Linked DNA regions of Homo sapiens: all the other regions are linked to region 2. The links are chromatin loops, found by intact Hi-C in ENCODE. Cell type or tissue: B cell. All regions are shown on one strand. Each heading gives the region's core, and the rest is flanking DNA. Links, peaks and the distances in the headings are about the cores only.

What was found. A loop is a pair of places that touch in the nucleus more often than their neighbours do. Peaks named below come from ENCODE experiments on the same cell type or tissue, not always from the same donor. Only the 100,000 strongest peaks of a DNase experiment are listed, where the experiment ranks them.
Region 1: a loop joins it to region 2, with 2.3 times the contacts of the local background. A loop is called at or near these places in 4 of 110 quality-filtered maps.
Region 3: a loop joins it to region 2, with 2.5 times the contacts of the local background. A loop is called at or near these places in 9 of 110 quality-filtered maps.

Annotation. Positions count from the first base shown.
Region 1 is chr9:27,349,270-27,357,588 of GRCh38, reverse strand. The region is part of intron 3 of MOB3B (MOB kinase activator 3B); the gene reads left to right. Among named protein-coding and RNA genes, the nearest start is that of EQTN, 56 kb to the right of the region's middle. RefSeq lists an enhancer at 2,996-3,977. In B cell, for the core only: a CTCF peak has its summit at 3,500; DNase peaks (open chromatin) are centred at 3,568, 4,119 and 4,948; H3K27ac peaks cover 3,111 bases.
Region 2 is chr9:27,455,928-27,464,246 of GRCh38, reverse strand. All of the region lies in intron 1 of MOB3B (MOB kinase activator 3B), which reads left to right. Among named protein-coding and RNA genes, the nearest start is that of IFNK, 64 kb to the left of the region's middle. In B cell, for the core only: no CTCF peak of the experiment used is centred there; DNase peaks (open chromatin) are centred at 3,356 and 6,576; H3K27ac peaks cover 1,608 bases.
Region 3 is chr9:27,329,314-27,337,632 of GRCh38, reverse strand. MOB3B (MOB kinase activator 3B) reads left to right here. Exons shown (of 4, transcript NM_024761.5): 4 at 7,017-8,319. The coding sequence ends at 7,046. Among named protein-coding and RNA genes, the nearest start is that of EQTN, 36 kb to the right of the region's middle. In B cell, for the core only: CTCF peaks have their summits at 4,123 and 4,324 (motif pointing left); a DNase peak (open chromatin) is centred at 4,262.

The DNA.
Region 1 (8,319 bases), core at 161-8,160, 110 kb after region 2:
CATGGTTTTCATGGGAAGGAAAGGGCCAGACAGGGTAAGCAGGTTTAGGGTTGGCTAATTTGAATAATCTCTGGAGCCTAGGGGTTATTCCTAGTTATCTGATACCTTGGCCTGGGGTGGTTAGTGTGAGACCCTGATGGAGGAGGTATTTGGGGTGCAGGCTCTGCAGGATTGGTTTGTATTGGTTGTTGTGTAAACAGCTTGAGCGCAAATTGTTTACCATCACTAGGAATTGGCTAGCTCTGGGAGGGGCAGTCCCTCCAGGATCAACAAGGCCCCTTTGATGTTAGAGAATCGAAACACAAAAAATAAAAGATATGTTTAATACAGTACAGTACCTGTACCTGGCAAAGAAGATGGTGAATTTCACATATCACCTTTAGTGTTTTTCACCTTGAAATTTATTATTCTGCTGTGAGAATATATGGCAAAAAAAAAAACACATATATATATATATATATATATATTTGCATTACTCAGTAGTCCTGGAACAAAGCAAGACTTTTTGGGTTACACTTGAGATGGCTCACATCTTTACTTTAAAAAGAGCCTATTTTCTTCATTTTCTTTCACAAGAGATTTCTAGAAGGCTCTCAGGGGCAGGAACCGAGTTGTCTCTGAATGCAGTTGGACAAATAGTATGGAAAGAATTCATCGATGGCTGAGTTTTATAAAGGCTGTTTTGGGTAAACAGCCACTATGGGAAGATAAGGTTGTGCAAACAGCTCAAGGGAGTTAAGACTAGAAACAATTGATAAAGTTAATTTCAGAAAATGTCAAGGACAGAGAGGAAAGATGGACAAGGGCCACGTAAATGAAGACCCAGAAGAAACCACTGCAATCTCCTGGATGGTTTCAGTTCAGTTCTCTTCTATAGTCATGTTCAGGTCAATGGAAAATAACTTCTCCAAAGGCCCACAAGAAGGAAGAGGCTGTGGAAGCACTCACACTTTTGGTTTCACAGAGCTAAGGGATCAGAAACACCACGACAGAGCTGAAAGTCAATTTCTCCTTTATGCCTGAAAGCATAAAGACAACATTGTAGGAAAAAGCTGAGTGTAAGTTATCAAGTAGAGAAAGGCTTTCTTTGCTATCAGAAAACTCAGTTATTTTCTATAATTGAAGAAAGGGCTCCAAGGCAGTGCCAGGAACTAACTTGAAGTCTCAGAGTCACAGAATGGCCTCAAACATGTCAATATCCTAGACAAGGGCCTCTTTGGGGGCCTGGGAGAAAATTAGGTTAACCAGACATTTTTAACAGTTTAATTGAGCAAGAAAGGTACCAGGTTTTTTTCCCCAGAAGTTTATATTTCTTTAAATCTTGCTTGCAATAGTATACTTCCTACATTTATGTGTTAATTATAATTATAGGGAAATTCATTTTAATGCTTGTAAATATTCATACTTTTTAAATGCTTAATTGTCTGAACATATATATTTGTTTTACACTAACCAAACCCTATAAAGGAACAGAAATAGATATTAAGAATGTTTCTGAGGCGAATCATATAATATCAGGCTCTGGATACTTAGCACATGCAGTGTCCATTAAGAGTAGATTGTTTATGGCTTGTGGATTGCTATTGCCGAAATGACCATTTCAACAGTTGACAGTGCTAGGATGCCTAACTGCTAATACTGTTGCAATGCACCTATTCAAATCAGGCATAACATGTCAAGTCAACACATTTTTATTTGATTTGCATATATTGATACTCTATATATACAACTCAAGTTGCTCAGATATTCTATGTGCATAAAAAATCTATGCTCTCGAGGCAGGCAGATCACGAGGTCAGGAGATCGAGACCATCCTGGCTAACACGGTGAAACCCCGTCTCTACGAAAAATACAAAAAAAAATTAGCCAGGCACGGTGGCGGGTGCCTGTAGTCCCAGCCACTCGGGAGGCTGAGGCAGGAGAATGGCGTGAACCCGGGAGGCAGAGCTTGCAGTGAGCCGAGATCACGCCACTGCAGTCCGGCCTGGGCAAAAGAGCGAGACTCCGTCTCAAAAAAAAAAAAAAAGAAGAAAAAGAAAAAAACTATGCTCTCAAGAAATTTACAATACAGTCTGAAAAATATAAAATAATAAATGTCACCCATTTTTGACCCTCAAAGGATGATGAAGGAGTCAGGCATTTGGCTTCACATTCTAGTTGTACATTTTTTAGAATTGAATGCAGCTGGGGCCAGAAGGGCAGCATTTGTCCAGCCAGTTTCCCTTAGAACATTGGCATTCCCAGAGTTCCCACGCCACCGGTGGGACATTCTTGGTGTCATGCCTTGGGATTCCACAGTATGGAACTCTGAGACCCCCCCACCACCTCATCTTTCCCTCTGCCTTGCCTCCACCATGCACAGCCACACATCTCTTTGTTGCTTTTGTCTCACGTGGACTGAGTATCTACCACACAGGTTGTGCTGAGGATCCATGCAGCACCCTACTGGGGTAGGAGAGTCAGTATCATACAGTGCCTAAGAAAAGTCTTAGACTCTGTGGGTTCCAACCCTGGACCCTGCATTTACTAACGTGCAAACTTGAGCAAGATATATGGCTTTTCAAAGCTTCATTTTCCTCATCCATAGCATGGGTATAATAATAAGAGTTATAAAAATTAAATGGGTTAGTCACGTGGAAGTGCTTAAGAAATGTTAGCTAAGTGAGACAATGACTGTAACAGTAGCTGGGCTGTAGTTAGTGGATGTTCCTGAATTCTGTCTTCCCTAGCTCCCATGACCTCTTTTCTGTCTTAACGATTGATTCCCTAGGTAGACTCCTAGCAAATGTAGTTAATTGTATTTGTATCAGTCACTCCCATGGGATTGTCAACTCTTTGAGGGCTGGGAATATAAAGGACATATTCCTGCATTGCTTAGGGTTCCTGGTACCTAATAAATGCTTAATATGTTTTTGAATTGGGGAGAGTACTTTAAGGATGATGCACCTCCATTCAAAGGGATTACACACTGGTCACTCTCTTCAATACGCCCCTTATCTCAGAACATGCATGCAGACCTCCACTTACCCATTTCCATGTTGGGACTAATGCTTCATCCTGTCAGATTAGCAATAGACATTAAAAGCAAAATAAGACAGAGAGCAGGGATGCATCATAAGCTTTAGGTCTCACAGAGAAAGACGAGGCCTCAACTCTTAGTCATTCTCTGTTCCAAATTCCAGATAGATCACCCAGGAAATCTTGAATCCTCTCACACTGCTTTTGTGCCCTGGTGTGTCAGGCAAAGGATAACCAACCCTCTCTGTTTTAGCAGTGAAATTCTCATGTCCTAGGAAAACTCTTGGTGTCTGTCAAACTAGGACGGTTGGTCACCCTATCAGGCCTCTGAGTGGGAATACAGTTTGGAATTCAGAAGCTGGGAAGAGGTCACCCTGGCTAGCCTGGTGAAGACCAGCACATCCATCCACCCCCAGAGCTTGCCTCATGGCTCCCATTGGGACCTGCTGTTCAGCCGCTATGGCTGGCAGCCTGGGAACCCAGGCAAACACATGCCATTTCACTTGGTCTCCAGCAGGGAGGGGGAGCCTGGCACACTGACACAGACACAGACGTGACAGATCATCCATTGCTCATGTAAATGCAACAGCTGAAGATAACTTGAACTGAAGCAAGTTCCTTGTTGGAGGAAACAGCCCAAATGATGCTGATAATTAGAAAATGGGCCAGGCCCTGATTGAATAAGCAGGCTGCTGTTGGCCCTTGGCTGCCAGGGAGTCAGCTGACACAATTAAGCTAATCAGAATTATCATTAGCAAGCACGAATAGCCCGCAGTGTTTTGTTGGCCTTTCACTGAAAACAAAAGCAGACTCAGAGAGGGCTGTTAGCAATGCAGTAGTTGTGAATGAAGAGCTGATTAGGGCAGGGGGAGGACAGAGATTCGTGAGGTGGGGAGGACAGACAGGAGGGGACTTGTTTACCCTAATGCACCTGCTAACCCCTGGGTGACCTTGGTCCAGGACCTTCTCATTCTCTCTCCAAGGCTCCATTTTCTTGTTTCTAACAATGAAAGTGATTATACCACCACCTACCTTGTAGAGCTGCTGCTGTGAAAACCAATGTTACCACAGAGCTGTTCTGTTACCTTATAGCAGGGTGCTTGGACCATAGGGGTTTCTCAGGAGTCCACACACACACACGTGCATCAGAATCTCCTGGAGGAAGTACTTCATAAGTACATTCTTGGGCCTCACCCCAGATACACTAAATCAGAATTATTAAGATTAGTGCCTAGTACCAAGCACCCTCAGTCTGCATCTCAAACTTTAATGTGCATGTGAATCACCAGGGATCTTGCTGAAATGCAAGTTCTGATTCAGTACATCTGAGAGGAGGAGACTCGAGAATGTTCATTTTGCTCCCAGATGATATCGATGCTGCTGGTTCCCAGACCACACGTTGAGGGAAAAGACCCTAGATGACAATTACCCTCAAATGTGAGAATTACCATTTTTAGCACTTCATCTCTTCTCCTCTAGGATTGGGAGTTAGCTCAGTGGGGTGGGGAAGTAAAGCAAAAAGGAGAAAAATCTGAAGATCAGTGTTTGCCAAGAGAGCTCCTCAAAATGCCAGTCCTGAGTGATGGTCAGTGAAAACAGACTTCCTTCTGTGGTCAAATGAGTTTACAAAATACTACATCGTCTCCACCCTTGAAGATTTACAGTGTACAATAGCATATCAAAGCCTTTGAGAAGGTATCCAGTAAAGAAACTTGTTCAATTTTGTGTAGCCCGCCCAATTTAACTGCATTTGGCTACTGGACTTTTTTCTTTTGCTATCACTCATTGACATCTTAGAGATATCATGATCCATGGAACACACTCTGGGCAGCACTGCTCATCTTTGTGATGTGATGTGTCTCTAGATTTTTCTATTTTCCTCATGCCTCCACCCTGGCCTCAAACCACACAGCCACCACTGCCGCATGGAGAGGGAGGTGGGAAGGAAGTGAAACTCCATATGGGAGGGCTTCACACACACACAGGAAGTGCAGTCCTTTTCATTGTTGCTCCTCATCCTCCCACATCATCATATGACAGACACCCCTTCGTGGAATTCTTACCATGTGCATGACGCACAAGCATTTTCAAGAAATAATTAATAACTTCATTTCTTCAGTTCCAGATAATCTGTTAGTTCCTCTTGACATATATTATTTCATCTCCTCACACTTGTTACTTTTTTTTTTTTTTTTTTTTGAGACAGGGTCTCACTCTGTCACCCAGGCTGGTGTGATCATGGCTCACTGCATCCTCTAGCCTCCTGGGCTCAAGTGATCCTCCCACCTCAGCCTCCTAAGTAGCTGGGGCTACAAACACATGTCACCACACCTGGCTAATTTTTAAATTTTTTGTAGAGACAGGGTCTCACTACGTTTCCCAGGCTGGTCTGGAACTCCTGAGCTCAAGTGATCCTTCTGCCTTGACCTCCCAAAGTGCTGGGATTACAGATGGTACCTGGCCAGACTTGTTACTATTATTTCCAGCAGATGTGATGGGCAGTTTCTCAACATCTGAACCACATTCCTCTCCATCCCTTATCACTGCCATTTTGTCACACCAAAGTGCATGTCCCACCCCCAGTGTGTAGGTGCCTCTTGGCTAATGATTGAGATTTATGGTAGGCTCTACCACCAAAACTATCCTCTAAAAACGGGTGCTTTTTAGAACAATTTGAAGACCAAAGATTTGGAAAGCCTTGTCTCATAAAGGCCCAGCCACAAGCCTATCCAGGCCCCAGAATACACTGACCTCATGTTGCCCTAAGAGGTAGCCAGGCCACACATACACTTCTCTCAGAGTTGCTTGGGTGAGTGCAGCAGCCAAGGTTGGCCTGCAATGGTAAGATCAAGTCAGGACTGTGAAAAGAAGCAGAACCTCTCGCATGAGCCAGAGCTACTCCCTAAAGTAGCCAGCAATGAAGAGCCATTGTGGGGCTTTTGAAAGGACCTTTTCTTTTGAAACATCATCTGTACAGAGGCCTCTGGGTTGCTTCTTGTCAGGCGGCTTCCTTGGCCTTCAGCCAGAAGGCTTGATGTGGACTCAGCCATTATAGAAGAAAGAGCTGCAGCCTGTGAAGCTGACAGTTTGGCCTTTACAATGGCATTTCCACTATTATGCTACCACATTAGTTACCACATGGGGCAAGGCATGTAATGGCTCTGAGCCTCAGTTTCCCCACCTGTAAAAGACATCATCCCTAGAATCCTCCCAGCCTGACCTACAGAGATTACTGATGGGTCACTACTAAGATTACTGACCTACTGGGATTACTACTGATATGATGTGTCAGCAGCCCTGTCATCTTTCATCCAAGACAACCGTTTCTCTTTGCTTAGAGAGCCCTTCATGGATTAAAGCCCACTGTGGGCCAGGCGTGGTGGCTCACGCCTGTAATCCCAACACTTTGGGAGGCCTAGGCGGGTGGATCACCTGAGGTCAGGAGTTCCAGACCAGCCTGGCCAAAATGGTGAAACCCCATCTCTACTAAAAATACAAAAATTAGCCAGGCGTGGTGTCAGGTGCCCATAATCCCAGCTACTCAGGAGGCTGAGGCAGGAGAATTGCTTGAACCCAGGAGGCGGAGGTTGCAGTGAGCCGAGATCGTGCCATCACACTCCAGCCTGGGGCACAACAGCGAGACTTCGTCTTAAAAAAAAAAAAAAAAAAAGCCCACCATGGCAGCAGAGGGGCAGAGGGGGTGTACATGTTGCCAAGAGTAGCTGGAGTGTGCATTCATGGGGCTTTGCCAGTTCAGATGACAAGTATATGTGTGTCCAGGGTGGCATCGGCTGTTGGTGGTTGTTCAGGATAATGCAAAGGCTCAGAGATTAGTGGGAGGGCCTGCCAGATATCATTTTAGGAGACTTGGCAGATGTATTCTAAAGTGTCAATTGGAAAAATAGCAAAGAAACATGATTATTTCCAATGAATTGCCTTATGCTGGGTAACTGGGGATGTGGCAAAAATAGCCACATGTCTCTGCCAGTCCTATTTATTCATCCCTTGTTGATGTCCAGAGAACTTTTGCTTCTAGTTTATAGGGTGTTGGGTGGTTCATTTTTGTTTTAGGGTTTCTCTTTGTTTCTAATTTGGTCAGAGATGAGATGTGGTCTGATTTGTTTCAGGGCCTAAAATATGATCAATTATAGTTGAAGATGTCTCTCATGGGAAAATTGCTAGCATATAATATTAAGTAATAAAAGCAGGATACAAAACTGTACTGGAAAATCACTAATCATATGTCCACAGATGATAAAGGAAATAGAGCAAAAAGTGCCAACAGTGGTTCTCTCTTGGTATTACTATAGATAATGCTTTTTTTTTTTTTTTTTTGGTATATACTTTTTGGGGCTTTCTAAGTTTTCTGTCACAAACATGTGTCACTTTTCTAATCAGAAAAATCAAACTTTATACTTGAAAAGGCTTTTCCAACCACTTGTGACTACTGAGATTAACATTAAATTAAAAATTAGTTTCTTAGCCTTACTAGCCACATGTTAAGTGCTCAAAAGCCACATGTCTAGTGGCTATTGTATTGGATATCACAGATACTGAACATTTTCATCATTGTGGGACATTCTCTCAGACACCACTGAGCCAGAGGCTCTACCTTCAAGAGCTACTTTTTATAACCCACTCTTAACAACCACTCCCTCCACAAAGAGCTGCCAGATGTGTTCACATTGTCTCCATGCTGCCACATGAGGCATTTCCGTTCATTGTTTAAGCCCCCTAGTATGGTTGCTTCTCTTTGCTAAGCCACTTCTCTCCTACTTTATTGATAGGAATAAATAAAACTCAGTACCTTCTGCTCAACATTTCTCCCTAGATTTCCCATCAGAACCTCCACCTCAGGAAGCTGCTCAGTATCTTAGGGGAGCTGTTGGTCAGAGACACCAAATAGTAATTGTACTTTTTTATTTTTTTAATGTTCTCTGCAGTGTTGGAAATTGCTGCAGGATGTCAGTCACAGCAGGGATTAATTCGTCTTCATGAGCATTTACATGAAAATGTAAATAGTCAGTATGGCTTGATGCCCATATATAAGCCTGCCAAATTTTGGCTGCTATGTGTGGTCTAGACTAGTTTAAATTTCCCGGCCAGATAAGATTAGATTCTTTGGCTCCAAAAATGTCAAGCGAGTATTAACTTGGGGTTTGAATGAAGGAAGGTTTTATTTATTGAAACATAACATTATATTTTCTCCCACCACCCACCTGTCCCACCACAATAAAGGCATGAAGATAAGGCAGGTTACAGGCAGTACCTAGCCTAGGGACTTGTGTGGTCACTTGTGTG
Region 2 (8,319 bases), core at 288-8,287:
CTTCCATTGCCACCGTGCCCCCCACCCCTACCACCTCCTGCCTATTTCTTATTCGTAAACACACATTTGCATTGAACTGAATCATTTTCTGTTTCTCACATCATTTCTTGATATTAAGTCAAAAGTCATAGTTTCTTTTATCAGTCACTATGTCAATAACCATATAATTGTTTTCCATTTGTGAAGCACTTTCACTGGCAATATCTCTTCTAATTTTCACAGTAACCTTACAATAAAGGTAAGCACCATTAACCGTTATCCTTATTATTTTTTTCTTTTTTCTTTTTTTTGAGACAGGGTCTCATGCTGCTGCCCAGGCTGGAGCACGGTGGTGCAATCATGGCTCACTGCAGTCTGGACATCCCCAGGCTCAGGTGATCCTCCCACCTCAGCCTCCCAAGTAGCTGGGACTACAGGCGTGTCCCACTGGGCTAATTTTTGTATTTTTTGTAGAGATGAGGTTTTGCCATGTTGCCTAGGCTGGTCTCGAACTCCTGGGCTCAAGCAATCAGCCTGGCTCAGCTTCCCAAAGTGTTAGGATTACAGACGTGAGTCACTGTGCCCAGCCACCATCATCTTTAAAGAAGACAAAACTGAGATTCATAAAAAGTGTCTGTTCAAAGACATAGCCAGCTAAAGTCATTGCCAGAATTTGAATCCAGGTCTTTTGAATCTAGACCGCGAAGTTTCCAGAAATAGATCTCTTCTGGAGTGGCACATGACAATGTACATAGGGCTAGGTCTCTGTTTCTCCCATTTCCTCCCTGACCCCCTTAGGTGTACCCCAGAACTTCCTCTGTTTTGTTTTTTTTCTTTAACTACCCAACTGTCTAAAGAGGCACTTTTAAGTAGGTGGTAAGAGGTTTGGAGTCAGCTTGGCTACTTACTGGTTCTGTGATCAGGATATAGCTTCAATCTCACTGTGTCTCAGTTTCCTTAAGCGTAAATTAGGTATAATAATAATAATACCTATTCATAAGGTTGTGAAAACTAAAATAAATAGGAAGTCCTTAATAAATACCATTGTTAATATTATATAATTAGAATTTTAGGCATCCTAAGATAGATTCTAGGTGACTGGTCTCTCAAGAATCTGACTCTCTAGTAAAACTTGTATCATAATATGATTCAAATGATGAACATGATGATAGCAACAACCACTATACTATATTCAGTACTTGCTAATGCTAAGTGTTTTACGTAAACTGTTTGAATTCTTGCAGCAACCCTGCAAAAGCTGTGTGCTGTTAGCCACTGGGCTTTAGTGCCTCTTAATCTTGCCTGCTCTTGGTGTTAATTTTACCTATCCCCTGTCAAACTTAAACTTATGATCTTTTGAAAATTCAAACTGTATTTTCGAATTTCCAGTCTTCTTGCCCATTTTGTGTTCTCCACCTTCCTGCAAAGATCTTTTGCAATGGTTCCAGATGTCATACATAAGTTCTCATGGTGCTAGGGCTAGAAATTTTTCAGACTTTGAGACTCAAGTTCACTTAGTGGCTAAGAGTAAACAAGTCTGTTGTCAGTTACAGGATCCAACTTCCTTGAATTTGAACCTTTTTCCTTTAAGACTTTTCCAAGAAAGGATTGACATACGCTGTTTCAAAGAAAAAGAAAGGGTAACTGACAATGACCTTTATCCCAGTATCCACTGAAGGTTCAGAGTGATATCATATCAGCTGATATACACCCATGCTTTATAAAGTAAAAATACTTATCTCAATATCCGTTCAAGGTTCAGAGTGACATCATATCAGCTGATATACACTCATGCTTTAAAAAGTAAAAATACTTACATTTTTTACCTGCCTTAATTTTTTATTTCAGCTATAACTTAAGCTTTATCTGTAGTTCTCATCCCATCCCCCATTCTTCTACCCTCACCTGACTTAGATATTGTTTTTTTCAATTCACGTGTCTTTCTTTAAGCCACAAAAATGAATATTTTCCAGCTAGTCTAAATATCTGGAAATAATATACCAAATCTCTCACTGACTTAGAGAAGTTTCTCTTTCTTTTAAAAAAAATCAGTATAATCAGTAGGATGTCATTATAAGATTTATAATCTTTATAAGATTAAATAGGTCATCTGAGCTTTTATCCTGTAATAATTTTACTTTACTATTTATTTTTACAACTGCAGTAAGATTGGATCAACCCTGCCCAAGGTTTGACCAAAAGGTCTTCATCTTTGTCATTGTTGGGAATCTAAGCTAGTTGGTACTGGTGTCCAGAAGGAACATTATTCTCTTTATTTCAGAAAACATTTTTTAAAACTCTGTCTTTTGTTCCATGGACTGTCAGTAGGTAATGTTTCAAACCATACCAAACAAATCCCACTCTTTTCTTTTACTCTTTCCATTCTTTCTCACCACTAAGTGTCCTCTTCTGAATGATGATGAATCATTATAGGTTTTTGCTGAAAACACCTGTGCATTCATCTATTGTAGCTGTTGCTGCTGCTACAGTGTATAAGGTTACAGGTAATGCTTTCATTTTGGCACTATTTACTTACACATTTGATGCTAGAATGTCTGCACTGATGACCAAAACAATAAGCCTGTGAAACAGCAAGAATGCAATTCAAACGACCATTGAAGAGCTAGAAGATGAGCAGAATAGTCCTGTGACAGACTTCTGTACGGTTACACCTATTTGTACTAACTTCATCTGTGTTCAGAAATAATGTGAGCATTCTAAGCTCTGAAACCATGCATATCTTTGAAGATTAAAATGAGGCAGCAAGGTTTCTCCCAACTAATGTAACAAAATGCAGTGATATGACAGCTCAAAGTTGAGGAGTTGAATTCGTTGGGGAAAAAAATAGCAAAGCTGCTTCTCAGGCAGGAATCTCTTCCATTCTGGGGTTGTCCTGTGGGCAAAGATGGCACCTACTAAGTAGGCATAAGGTAAACAGTGCATAAGGGCTGATGGAATTGCATCTTAGGCACATCCTTTATTGGATCCTGGAAAGGTCAGACGATGTTCATTTTATGATACACACATACATACACCCCTCTAAAATAAAAACCCAATCTACTTTAATTCAATATTTGGGAAGTGGGAGGACGATTCCAAGGACTATTCCAGCTATAAAGAGAACAATATAGTGGGAAAATGAGAAATCAGACTGGTCATTCTTTGATTCTGAAGAGGTGGAATTTCAGATAACACAGAGGAATGGAGCAGCTCATTTGAAAGAAAAGTTGAGCTGAAGTCTTGTCCTTTCAGGAGGCAGACTTGTTACTTCAGGGTATCCCAGCGGCCTCAGTGAGTTGGCAGTGAGCTTACAGATTGACATAGAGTCCCCAAATAACTGAAGACAGGAGATCCACTTTGGTTCCTCTTTTGTGGTTTCACTGTGATGTAAAATGTTCGTAATTCACTGTCATTTACTCATTCATTCAGCAAACATTCAGTTAAGTCAGCTCTGTGCCTGGCAATGAAGATGACACTAAACCTCCTTCATGCGGGGTGTTTCTGGGGCATTTCTCTTATGGCCTTCCTATAGGAAATGAATCATCCTGGCAGCTGATCCTGCCAGGAGGAGTCCTCCACCTCACAGATAAGATATTGAACTGCCTTTCCTGCAACTGGTATCAGCTTCAGTCCCTCTCCTTTCCTAACCCCCTCACCCTTCAGTACCACCAAGGTCTCTTAGAGGTGGGCCTGGCTAGAGAAGATGGATCTCTCAGGAGTGACTGGGAGAGTTGTTTTATTTCTTCCTTATCCCTGGCAAGGACTCTTTGATTTCTCAACTAATGAGGCAAAAGACATCAATAGGAAAAGAAAAATTAGAACTTTCCTTGCCAGTGCGTTGCTTAGCTACCTTGTCAACATTCCCTTGCAGCCCAGCCGAATTCTCTCTGCATGTTTTTATAGTGCACATGTTTTATTGTTATAATTGATCTATTAGGCAGAAAATATGGAGAGCACATGGAACTTCTGTCAGTTTTGTGCTATTTATTTAGATTTCTGTTTTTCTCTTTCCAAAGACCTCACCCTTTATTGTCCTGTTTCATCCCTGACCTAAGTAATACTCTGAAGGAGTCACATCAGTATGCATGTTGGTGCATTGAACTTTATAGTATTAAAAGCAAAAGTCAATAACTAACCTCAAAACTACATACCAAATTGTGAATTCTTCATAGACAGGGACCACATTTTTATGAACTCTATGTCCTTAGTGCCTAGCCCTGTGTCTGACACATAAAAAGCTTTTAGTAAATGTTTATTGATCAAATGAACCATTGGTTTCAAATATTTATTAACAACCAGAATTGTCATGGGTGCAGTTCATGACATAGAATTTACTTTCCATTTCTACTTAGAAGGAAAACTTTATGACTTTTTTTTTTTTTTTTTTTTTTGGAGACTGAAACAGGACAGAAAATAACCACTGTGTTGTTGCTAGTGCTACAGTTTATTCAGCCAAAGAAACCTTTCTGCTTGAGGCCGCAATAGCAGCAGCTGCCCTCTACCTGGCATTTATGAAAAGGTATTCACTGGAGACCTCCTAGGTGCTGGGTGCTGGGCTATACAAGTCAGTCCAGATCAAAAGACCTGGTCATTGTCACCATCTGTCAAGGCGATTGTATTCAAAACAGTATCTCTCATTTTTTTTTCTCGAACATACCCACACTCAACTGAAGACTGTTTATGAAACAATCTGTTGACAAAACAATAAATGGAAGTTTGTTTATTCATTCCTTTACTCAGCCAGGCAGGCAGCCCTCCAACCCAGCACTTCTCAGATCATATACTTTTGAGATTTTGTTAAAATGCACACTTAGATCTACCAGGTTTGGGGTGAAGCCTGAGAGTCTACATTTCTAACAAGATCACTTAGTTAGATCAGGCCTTGATGCTTTGAGTGTCATCCATGGACCAGTAGATTCAGTACCACCTGGGAGACTGTTAGACCAGCCTAATCAGAACCTGCATTTTAACAAGATCCCTGAGTTCACATTGGCTAAGCACTGTTCTAACTATTTGATTAGCCCACAGCATAAATTATGGGCAGGGGTCCCAAGGGGGCTCTGGGCTGGGAAAGTAAGTCCAGGTGCATTTACAGTTCCCTTTTTAATTTCAAAACTCTCAGGTACCTGCGCCAATATGGCATCTCACACTCAGGAAAAGACACAGATGGGTGCCTCTTTGTTCTGTCGTTCAGTGGCATGATACATCTGTTATTATCCATCCTGGATTGCCATTGTCTTTAAACATGGGGGGGGGCCTACCTGATCAACCTATTTCTTCTTAAGAAAGCTTCATTTTAGATTCAAAAGTTTGACCTAAAGAGACAGCCTCATGTCTGACCATGTCAGAATCATTTACAAATTTGAATCAAGCACTAGGAGATCTGAGTCTCTGTTTCCTTGTCTGTAAAATGGAGATAATACCACCTGTCCTTCCAGTTCAAGAGACTGGTATCAGGCCAGAGCGGGAGGATTGCTTGAGGTCAGGAGTTCAAGACCAGCCTAGGCAACAAAGTGAGACCATGTCTCTACAAAATACAAGATAAAATACTTAGCCAGGCATTGTGGCATGCACCTACGGTCCCTGGTACTTAGAAGGCTGAGACAGGAGGATCGTTTGAACCTGGGAGGTCGAGGCTGCAGTGAGCCATGATCACACCACACCACTCCAGCAGTGGCATGATCATGGCTCACTGCAGCCTCGACCTCCCAGGTTCAGGTGATCTTCCTGTCTCAAAAAAAAAAAAAAAACATATCTTCAAATTTGTTATATGAGTATCTCTAGAAGAAAAATTCCCAAATTTCCAACAGTGTTTTAATATTTATTTAAATATTTGCGAGTGCCAGTCCACGCAAGGCTTTATGATGAGGAGGATTTGTTGTGATTATTCGGTGTTATTCACATGCTCCCGTCAGAGGTGTCAGAGGGGTTTGTTGATGGCATCCACAAGAGCCTGGCACAGGTGCGGAGGAAGGTTTCCACAATGGTGTCCATGCAAGCAGACACTCCTGGCTGAGGGAAAACAGAAGGATTAGTGGCACCAAGGGTATGTATGGCCATGAAAGAAAGTTGCTCTGAGGACTGTGGGCATTGATGGTACCCTCATTATCAGATTAATAGAAGAGCAAGTCTCATTTGTTCAAGACATGAGGGGGCAGCTGTTTGGTGGTTACTGTTTTACTGTCAGCAATTAAGCATTTGAGACATAGAAGGACTATTGTCTGTTTTTTTAAAAAACAAGTCCTCACCACCCTTTCTCTGTATTTCCAACCTTCAGCTCATTCTTTTATTTTGGAAATTTCCTTCTAAAACCCTCAGGTTTCTTAAGCCTGTTTTCAGGCAAGCTAAGTCTCTTTTAGGAAGGTATTCTTTAGGAAAAGAGATCACTCCATTCTTTCCCTAGACTTTGCAGAGTTTCTGTGTTGATATCCTTACAGGTGCTATTCCAGGGTACCCAGAAGTGTGATTTCACAGACTGTCTCAGGCAGAAAGTTTCATGTGACCTGCTTTTCCACATGGATCTCTTTGGTGGGGAGTGGGTCAAAGGTCAATGTCCTGTGAATAGGAAAAAAAAAACCCACCTTGCGGATATGGCATTTCAGTGAAAACCTGTTAGGAAGAGGGTGGGGTTAAGAGGGAGGAAGTGAGCAGGCAGAGAGCCAGAGGCCTTGGGACTGGGGGTGGGGCGGGGATTCCACCGCCTGGTTAGCAATTCTGAGCGAAGAGCAGAGTTGATAAGGGGGAATCAGGATGTCTTAGGTATATTGGCCTCAATAACTTAAGGTTGAAAGTACCATCAAGCCCTGTTTGAGTGTGGAATGGCAGAACCCCTTACAGGCAGGGAAAAAACAGTTAGTGGGATCATGCTCCAAGCCCATTTTAACAGATTCCGTGTTGGGCTCTTCTGAATCTGGCCACAGCTGTTGGCTCATTTTGTTGGGGCTTGACCTATGAGTGGATCAGTTATCTCCTCTCTATTTCAAGGCCACGGAACATAGCCTTCACCTCCGACCAATCTATACAGCAGTCTTTGGGGAATATGTGGATAGAAGCTTTGGGGAAAACAAGCTTTGTAAACCAGTAGGAAAGACAAGTCGAAGTCCATTACTTTTGGGAATATATGGCCATGTAGAGAAAGCATTTGCTAGGAGTCAACAAACTGGATTTCAATCTAACAGCATGCTCCAGCTAGCTATGGGATCTTGTTAGGCAAGTAATTGTATCTCTTGGAGACCCAGGAAGAATGATACCCACTATAAATCTATTAGACCTATTATAAATCTATAAACCTCAGCAGATTTTCGTGAGGATCAACAAGTTAGTGGAGAAGAGGGCATCGAAGACTTCAGAGCTGTGCCATCCAGTGTGGTAGCTGTGAGCACCTATTTAAGTTTAAATTCATTAAAATTAAATAAAATGTAGAATTCTGTTCCTCAGTCACATTAGCCACATTTCAAATGCTCAATAGCCACATGTGGCTAGTGTGTACCATATTCAACACCATAGATATAACACATTTGCATTATCACGGAAACAGAAAGTTCTATTGGACAGTTCTGCCTCAAAGTGCTGTCTAAAGTGTGAGATGAAGGGTATAAAGGACGGCACATTGGAAGGTGACAAATACTGTCATAGTTAGGAATGTTTGGCAAGAAACAGAACCAACTCAAGTTAGCTGAAATACAGTAAGGCTTTGACTAATTCAGGAAATGTGAATGGATCCCAAAAGGCATGAAGCATAGCTAGGCTTCAAAAGGAATTGGAACCAGTTTCTAGAAGATTATCAGGATTAGTTCTTCTCACTGTCTCTCTTTTTCTCTTGTCTTCCTCTCTCTGTGGCCACTTAGGCTCTTGTCTCTGTTTCTCTGTGTATTGGCAGCCACCTTCTCCACCTTCTCCTTTTCCTCCTCTTCCTCCGTGGCTCTGCAGACCAGCTTTCTCAACTGCACTACACACGGTCCAAGCAAGATTCAACCAGACCCAGTTTTCATCACTTCTCACCCAATGCCACATCACTAATGCCCAACCAAGGCTGAGTCCTGATTCCAAATTCCCAGGAGAGACATTCTTATTAGCCAGCTTGGTGTGATAGCCACCCCTTTTCCATCATCTGTATCTAGAAGGATGGGGGAAGTGTCCCCATGCCTACTTAATAGGAGTTGTTGGGGGGTGGGGCTCTAAAAGCTAGCACACGTGGGATAGGATCAGGCCATTGATCAACATGTTCATCCTTAACACCTTGGAAAGGTCCACTAAGCCTATGATCACACAAAGAAGAGCCAGTAGAGATTTGACAAAGGCCATGAACAAAACAAGTGTGATGCCTTTTCTTCTTTAGTT
Region 3 (8,319 bases), core at 310-8,309, 130 kb after region 2:
CTCATCCTCATCACTCCTCCAAGAAAACTACCCAGTCCAGAGGGACTTGCTTTTGCTATAAGTGGGTTAGATCTTGAGATAAGGAAATAGCAAAATGTTGGTGTAACATTGAGTGTGGAAATGTGGCCTGAGGGAAGTGAGTGCTGGCAGGAGCTGAGGACCCTGTTGGGAGGGGGCCGTGAAACCTTGGCATAGACCTCGCCAGCACAGCTGTTTGGAATGGAGGCAGGAAGGGCAGGGGAAAGCCATGAGAGAGGGAATTTTCAAGATGGTCAGTGTTCTCAATCCACAGCCATCACAGAAGAAACTAATGAAATATGGGTACAATCTGGAGATTTTTAAGTCTCTAAGAAGTGGAATTTGTGAGACGAAAGGCTTCCAGAAAGCCCTCTTTCTGACCTGGCCTCTACCCCTAGAGGGCCTTAGCCTTGCTGTGGGGAATGAAACTCTTCCCGGTTGTAGGGTTTTGGTGCTGTCCACCCCCAGCCCAGCCAGAAATGTGGCTTCTGTACTTCTGCTGCAGTTCAAGCCACTTTTCCAGGTATGTCCCATCTGAGTGGAGATGGGGCTGACGGCAGGCCACAGGGCCAAGCTCGGGCACGGGGCCGGTAGCTGGGACTGAGGCTGCACTGCTGATTAATGGGCAGGGAGGCACTTTGTGAAACGTGCAATACCCTTTGACGGCCTTTTCCGGGGGACTCGCAGCTTTCCTCGTGTCTTTTCAGCAATATCACATTTGATTTTACCTTTAAAATGTATTGATGAAGCTGCATGATTGGAAAAGGTGCTGGGGGAGATGAATCTCTCCTACTTTCCGTTCTGTTTCCATTACTTCAGGGGTGTGTACGCATGAGTATACACGTGTGCGGGCGTGCTGTATTAGAGAGCCCAATTTCCTTTATATACGTGAACTCCTCCCCCTAGTAGCCACCATTAAACATCCAACGGCTTTAAAATGGTTAGTGAGAAGTACACAACATAATGTCAGATGTGGCCCTGAGAGAGGCGTACTGCTCACTGCCCTGCTTTAACCCGTTGGCTGTTTAATGGTGGTTACTAGGGGCAGGAGTTCACGTATATAACAGTCATTTTTCCAAAGTTTCCAGCACCAAGGGTCCTCCTGCTCCTTACCACACTGCGGAGCCTTCTACATCTCTTCATACTGCTTTTCTTCCTTGATTATTTTTTGTTTCAAGTATTTCTTCCTCCCCCTTTCTCCTGGTGTCTCAGAGTTAGCAGGAAGCTGGTAATTAAAAGAAGACATGGGTTTTGAAATGCTGCTGTGGTAGCTCTTCCCCCCCCTTATCCATTTTACAACAGAAACAAAAAGACTCACTCCTTTTCTTTTGCTCCTCCCTCCAGCAGAGTAATGAAAGCAGAATGTTGTTTGCTTGTTTTTGTTTTTGAGTCCACTAAATCATTATTGTTACACTGACTAGCTGGGTGAACTTGGGCAAGTTAGTTCAAATTTCTGGGCCTCCTTTTCCTCATCTGTAAATTAGAAAAAGTAATGCCTAGTTCATAGAGTTGTGAGAAAGTGCACAAGGTAAGTCTAAGTGCCTTCCCCATCGTAGGTATGAAATGCGTGTTTCCTTCCACCTCTCATTTTACTTGGGTCTGTAGACCTAATAAGTGTTCCTTTTCATTGGATTTCAGTTTAATTTAATATGTTTTAAGCACCTAGTATGTGCCAGGTCTTGAGCACCAGGGTCTACACAAATACCAGATAGGTTTTCTCTCTTCAAGAGCAGCCTGGTGCTGAAACCAGGAATGTGATAAACGGTCGCACAACAGTGTGAAAGGTGTCATGGGCACTGAGGGAATCTGGAAGAGGAGCACCTAGGATTCCTTGGGGACAGGGTGGGAGGGTAGAAGAATGTGTCCCTAAGGAGATGACAACTGGTCAAGAGCGTTAAAGGGTGTTGGCGATGGGAGAAGGGTGTTCTGGGAAGAGAGGAGCATGTGTATGGAAATCGTTGTGTGTTCCATGGGAGAGAAGGAGCGTCGGCCACCGATGGGGGATGAGGTTGAGTGCCTGAGAAGAGTCTAGATCAGGAACAGCATCGTATGTTACAGTGGAGACTTGGTTTGAAAACTACTGAAAGCCATTAATGGAGTTTAGGAGCATCATGAGATGATAAAGATTTTACCTGCAGCACATCAAGCCAGCTCTAAGAAATCCTGTGTACACAAATTGCCTCTTTCGAATCAATGTGAAGTCAGAGAGCCCACAGGCCAGCAGTCCAGTTCTGCCACTAATTAGTTTTGCCGCATTAGGGAAGTCACTTACTTTCCGATGGTCTGAGTTGCCACATCTCCGAAATTAAAGTGTTGGAGTAGGTGACACCCATGTTTCCTCCCAGCTATAACAGCAGCCTATGACTCTGTGATGATGTCACTGCTTTTTGGCGCTTGTTTCATAATTCCTAGAGTTAACTTATTAAAATTGCTGTGCAAGCATGATGACTGTCCCCTAGTAAACATCAAGTGTTCTTCTTCATATGTTCCATATGAAAATTAGCTTCTTGGGCCAGGCGCAGTGGCTCATGCCTATAATCCCAGCAATTTGGGAGGCCAAGGCAGGCGGATCACGAGGTCAGGAGATCGAGACCATCCTGGCTAACTACTAAAAATACAAAAAATTAGCCGGGCGTGGTGGCGGGCATCTGTAGTCCCAGCTACTCAGGAGGCTGAGGCTGGAGAATGGCGTGACCCCAGGAGGTGGAGCTTGCAGTGAGCCGAGATCGCGCCACTGCGCTCCAGCCTGGGGGAACAAAGCGAGACTCCATCTCAAAAAGAAAAAGAAAAAAAAGAATATTAGATTACTAAAATGTGTGATGATGTAGTGCAGTAAACTGAGAGCGTTGATTTCTTTGTAGTCTTGCCTAAGTCAGAGAGTATTTGTGTGACTTGGAATAAGTCATTTTACTTCTCTGGATCATTATTCCCTATCCTCCACTGACTACCAGTTATAAAAATGGGTACACTGAGGTTAGACTAAGATTTGACACTTAGAGTTCACGGAAGTTTGTTCAATGGCTATCAAGAACTTCTTCCAACTGCTAACAAGTACATAAAGAAGATTTAAATTTAAAAAGTGTTTAGATCAGAACAGAAAAAATTGAGTATCTTATGTAAAAGACAGGCTGATTTCATCCACCCCCACCGTCCCCACAAAAACTAGGCAAATGTCATTTTAACTTCATTTCTAAAGTGAAATATGATTTCAGATTGGAGTCTCTGTCTACTTTCCTTTTTGTTTTTTAAATAACCGGTCTTGTTTTCTTAGAAAAAAATTCATGCATATCAAAAATATCTAAAACTTCAGACTCCGCAAAGGACAAAAAAATTAGAAACAGAAAACATACACAATTGTATTCACCCAAAGATAAATTTATCATGTTGGACCCATATTTTTCTTTATATTTTTTCTCAAAATAACTGGATCAAACCATACATCCTGTTATACAATTTGAATAAAATATGCATCATACATTAATATACTAAAAAATATTAATGTTCTTCTCAGATTCAGGCAAAAATGAAATGATGAATTCCAATGTGATAGAATGCAAATGTGTGCAAAGTGATGGAGATACCCAAGAAAGGAGCTGACAATTGCATCTTAAAGGATGTCAAAATTTGCCAGGCAGAGAAGGGCAGAAAATATTTACCAGATATAAGAAAGAAACCACTAGAAACTGGCCAGTTGGAGACCTGGAGAAGTCTAGTTTGCCTGGCTGGTGTGGTGAGTGGGAGGGAATTCAGCAGGAGGTGAGCAGGGGGCGATGGGTCCTCTTTCTTTGACAGGCTTCAGAGGATGGAATTTGTTTTGTTGACAGTGGAGAACCAGGGACTTCATAGAATCAATTACTGCTTTATTTTAAAACAAATGAAACCGAGTGACCACAACCAAGATTCTACTTTGATCTTCTGTTAAAAACACATTTTGAAAAATTCAGGTGTTTTTGAAAATCTTCATATACAAGCCAAGCACAGTCACCAGGAACTTTCTCAGAAGCTTCTCATCACCTCAGCGGAAGCCTTTTAATACACGTTTTGGAGTTCTTTAGTGGCCTGCCTTAATACACAGGGCATTCAGTAACTCCAGCAATGGCAAATTCATTGTAAAGAGCACCCTGGGTAGAAGCTATTTTGGCCACACTCTCAGAGAGGAAGGAATGTGTTTGGCCCTGCTAGCCTGCGGGAGGGCTCTGATGAAGAAAGCGATGGAACCTAGCATTGCCATTTGTTTATTTAAACGAGTTTTTTTTTTTAACAGCTCATTGGCTCCACCCAGTGGGCAAGTGCTAGAATACAGCTTGCAGAGTCTTGCAGAGCTTTGAAGGATGGATCCAACTCAAATGTCTTTCCTGATGTTTCTGATCTGCTATTTCAACCATACATTCCCTTTATGAATTTAAGAGGCATCCCAGGAAACAGTTTTTATCCTGCATCTCAGTGACCTTGAATAAGTACCCTGTCCTCTCTGAAACTGTTACTCTGCTACTTAAAAAAAAACTCTGCCATATTTCTAGTGTCCATACTCTCTCAGTGGCATAATTGTTCTAGTATTTGCCCATTGTACCTATAATTCAAACTGGCATCAGTCTGGATAAAGAAAAAAATCTGGCATTTTGAAAATTCATGAATGACTGCAACCACCTATAATTATATATGTCAATTAATATATGCCAGTATTATCCGATTGCATATTCATAAGACTATCTTAGAGGCTTTAACCTACAATCACATGGTGTAGTAGAAAGAGCAAGCCTTTGCGGTCAGATAGACCTGAGTTTAAACCGTAGACCTGCAGCTTTCTATGTGACCTGGTAAGGTACTCTCCTTCCCTGAGGGTTTTTCCTCATCAATACAGTAGAGATGGCAAATCTTACTTCACAAAGTATAATATCTGTATAGCAGTAGACACTGGGACTGGCAAACAGCAGGCCTCTGTTTAATAAAAGCAGCGGTTACTGTTGAGCATTCTGTACCTTACCCATTTACCTTGAGCAAATAGCTTCTGCTCTGAAACTGGGATTCTTCCTCTGTCCATTGGAGGTCATAGTTCCCTGTCTTAGAGTTATACAGATGCAATGGTATAACCACCCCAAAGCACCTGGCATCTTATAGATATTTAACTATAGCTAGCTTCTTTCTTTTCAAAAGTACAGACCTATTGCAAATAATTAAGTTATAAAGCTAAAATTCTGTTTATCCCATGAACACACTTTCTCTCTCCCTACTTCTCTTTCTGTCTCTCTCAAACACACACACACATGCTCTTGTTGTATTCCCATCTTGTTTTCCTTGTCTGTGTCATCAAGAGTTAAGCCAAAAGCTGGGTGCAGTGGTTCACACCTGTAATCCCAGCACTTTGGGAGGCCAAGATGGGTAATGCTTGAGCTCAGGAGTCTGAGACCAACCAGGGCAACATGGTGAAATCCTGTCTATACAACAAACTTAAAAACTAGCCAGGTGTGGTGTTGTGTGCCTATAGTCCCAGCTACTCAGGAGTCTGAGGTGGGTGGATAGCTTGAGCCCGAGTGGTTGAGGCTGCAGTGAGCTGTTGCCACTGCACTCCAGCCTGGGCAACAGCAAGATCCTGTCGAAAAAATTAAAAATTGAAAAAATTAGATATACACATAGATTTGTAACTTCCTGTATTAATAATTATAGAGATGCAAAAGTGCCTAGATTCTGCCTTGTCTATTGTTATTTCTTTAACCAGCACATCTGTATGGTTTTCGAATAGAACGCTTCTCTGAACACCTTGGCACTCCCACACTCAGTCTCCTTTTTCTCGATGTTTCCTATTATATAAGGTGTGGCAGTCCAGGTCAGTATGCAAGAGATGTAGTAGCTGCAGTCAGCTCTGCAGCAGGTAGAACTTGGAAGATCGTTCATCTAACTAAAGTGACATGAAACTTGTCTTCTCAAGATGCTAAATGGCACAGGGCTCATTACTAGCCTGCTCCTCAGACCATCCTTGGAGATGAAAGAGGAGCCACTACCCTGGCACAGTGCCAGGGGCAGGGGCTACAAAGATGAAAGCACATGGGGCGATTCAATGAGTGCTTCTTTTTCCTGGCACTTAGTAGCGCCCAGTCTAGCAGGGCCAACAGACATGTCCAGAGCCCCAGTACACACACACACACACAGAGATGTACAAATTCATACACTGCATGTAAGAATCAATGTGTGCACAGGAGGAGAGAGTGGCTACCTCCACAGCGAGTGGGGCAGGAGTGCGGGAAGGTCTCCCAGCAGGTAAAAGTCACCTTACCTGAGGTGGAAAAATGAGTGGCAATTTGACAAATGAAGAGGGGCAGGCGCAGGATGTGGTAGCAGCGGACCATAGGCATGGGACTCAACCTGTGCGGAGCCCCAGGGGTAGAGAAAGGATGGCTATTCGGGATCTATAAATACCCACAAGAGCCAGGCAGGTGACGCATGTCAGACACTTTGGTGTATTATTCATTTCTATTTTTAAAAATGTCCTCCTTCCTGCTTTTCTTGACTTATACCCACTTATCCTTTATTTTTCCATCTTTGATTGAAACTTAAATCTTTCCCTACTCGAAGAAAACTAGCAGTCCAAATCCAATTACTGTATCAGTTCATAAGTGCTACATGGCTCCTGCTGGGAAGTCAGGTGGGAGTGGCAAGGACTGGGGCAAACTGGAGAGCAAATTCTTCTGCTGAAGAGGACAGCCATTCTTCAACTCCAGTTGTTCAGAAGCTCCAAATCTTGCAATTTCTCAGAAAAAGCAAGCAAGCAACCTGAATTTTGATACATGAGTCAAATTTTTAAACAGTGCCTTAATGGAAAAAAAAAATTCTGCAGAACAAACAGATGGAACATACCCTCATGCTAAGCCTTATTCATGGACCATGCTTGCAAGCTTTCATTTACAGGCTCTCGAGATTCCAAGAGCATTTTCAGGATCCTTCACCAAATCGTTGCTCTGCTTATAGTTTCTCCTAACCATCCTTTTCCCCTTGCTTTCCAGAAAGAAATGACGAGCAGGATGTGTCACTAATGCTCCACCTCACCCTTTGGAAGAAAGGAAAGCTGTTTCCTCCTGGTGCCCTGAGCGGGCAGGAGGTGGACCACCCTGGCTGAAATGACACACCTACTCCCAGGAACAGCAGAGGTGGAGGCAAGCAGTGACTCCTGAGAGACATTCCCCACTCACTTTGTGTGCTCTTAACCTTCTGAGTGCTGCTAGCCCAGACCTGTGGACGAGGCAGACCACAACGTGAAAGAAGGACCAGCCCCTTGACCGTTCTGGCTGGGGAATTGTCCACGAGGAAGCCTCTGCACTTCCACACATGGCACAGTTCTGCCTGTGACCTGCCGCCTAAGCTTTACTGGAATTCAGGTTTTGAGACTGAGATGCGTGTTCGTATTTTTCCACTTATCTGTCTTGTCAGCTGGCCGACTTCTCTGTGATTGGTTTTTTAAGTGCCGGGTGAATTTTGGACCTCTGGATGTGCAGCAAGTTTTTATGCAATAAGCCTTCCTTTCAGGTCTCTAAAAGCTCCTGCTCTGATCTGTGGTTTAACACTGTGCAGGGCTGTGGAGCTCTGAGACACCTGAACCCCTACCCATCCCCTGCACCTCCCTACTCTCCCTGCCGAGGCGTCCATAGCATTTCCCTAATAAATAGTTTTATCAGGGACACTCCATGGGGTGGCTTGTCTCTGCCCCAAACAGGGTCTTCACGTTCTAACTGCAGGGAAGAGACTGGTTACTAGCGTAAAGCTGACAAGTTACCAGTTCACCTGATCAGAATGTATTTTTTATAACCACCATCATTCCTTGTCTCTTCAGTGGAAGATATTCTTTCCTGTTTCCCAGAAGAGAGAAATAAAAGTCCTAAATAACTAAGAATGATCAGCGGGAGCGTTGGGCATGATTACTGCAGTGTTTGTTCTTTATTAAAGACAGGGAGTCGTGGCTGTCTCTACATAATACTAACATTTCAGTGAAAAAAGTACAATTGGTTATTTGGTACGTGTAGATTTAACACCCAGACGGCTGACTTGTAACCCTCCCCACTAGCCTTCTGAGCATTTAAACCCAGCCGTCATTCTCTCCCCACTCCACGCTCCCCACTCCTCTGCCACGTTATGTTACGGCACAAAATTAATTTCTGCCCCTGTGATTGGGCCACGGTTGCCAAGGTAACAGTGGAGCTGGAGCTAACTTCCTTCTTTCATCCTTTCCAATTTTTCTATTCCAGAAGACAGTCAGAATAATGCATTCTGTACTACATCCTGCCTTTTGAAACCTAAATGAGTTTTCGTTGA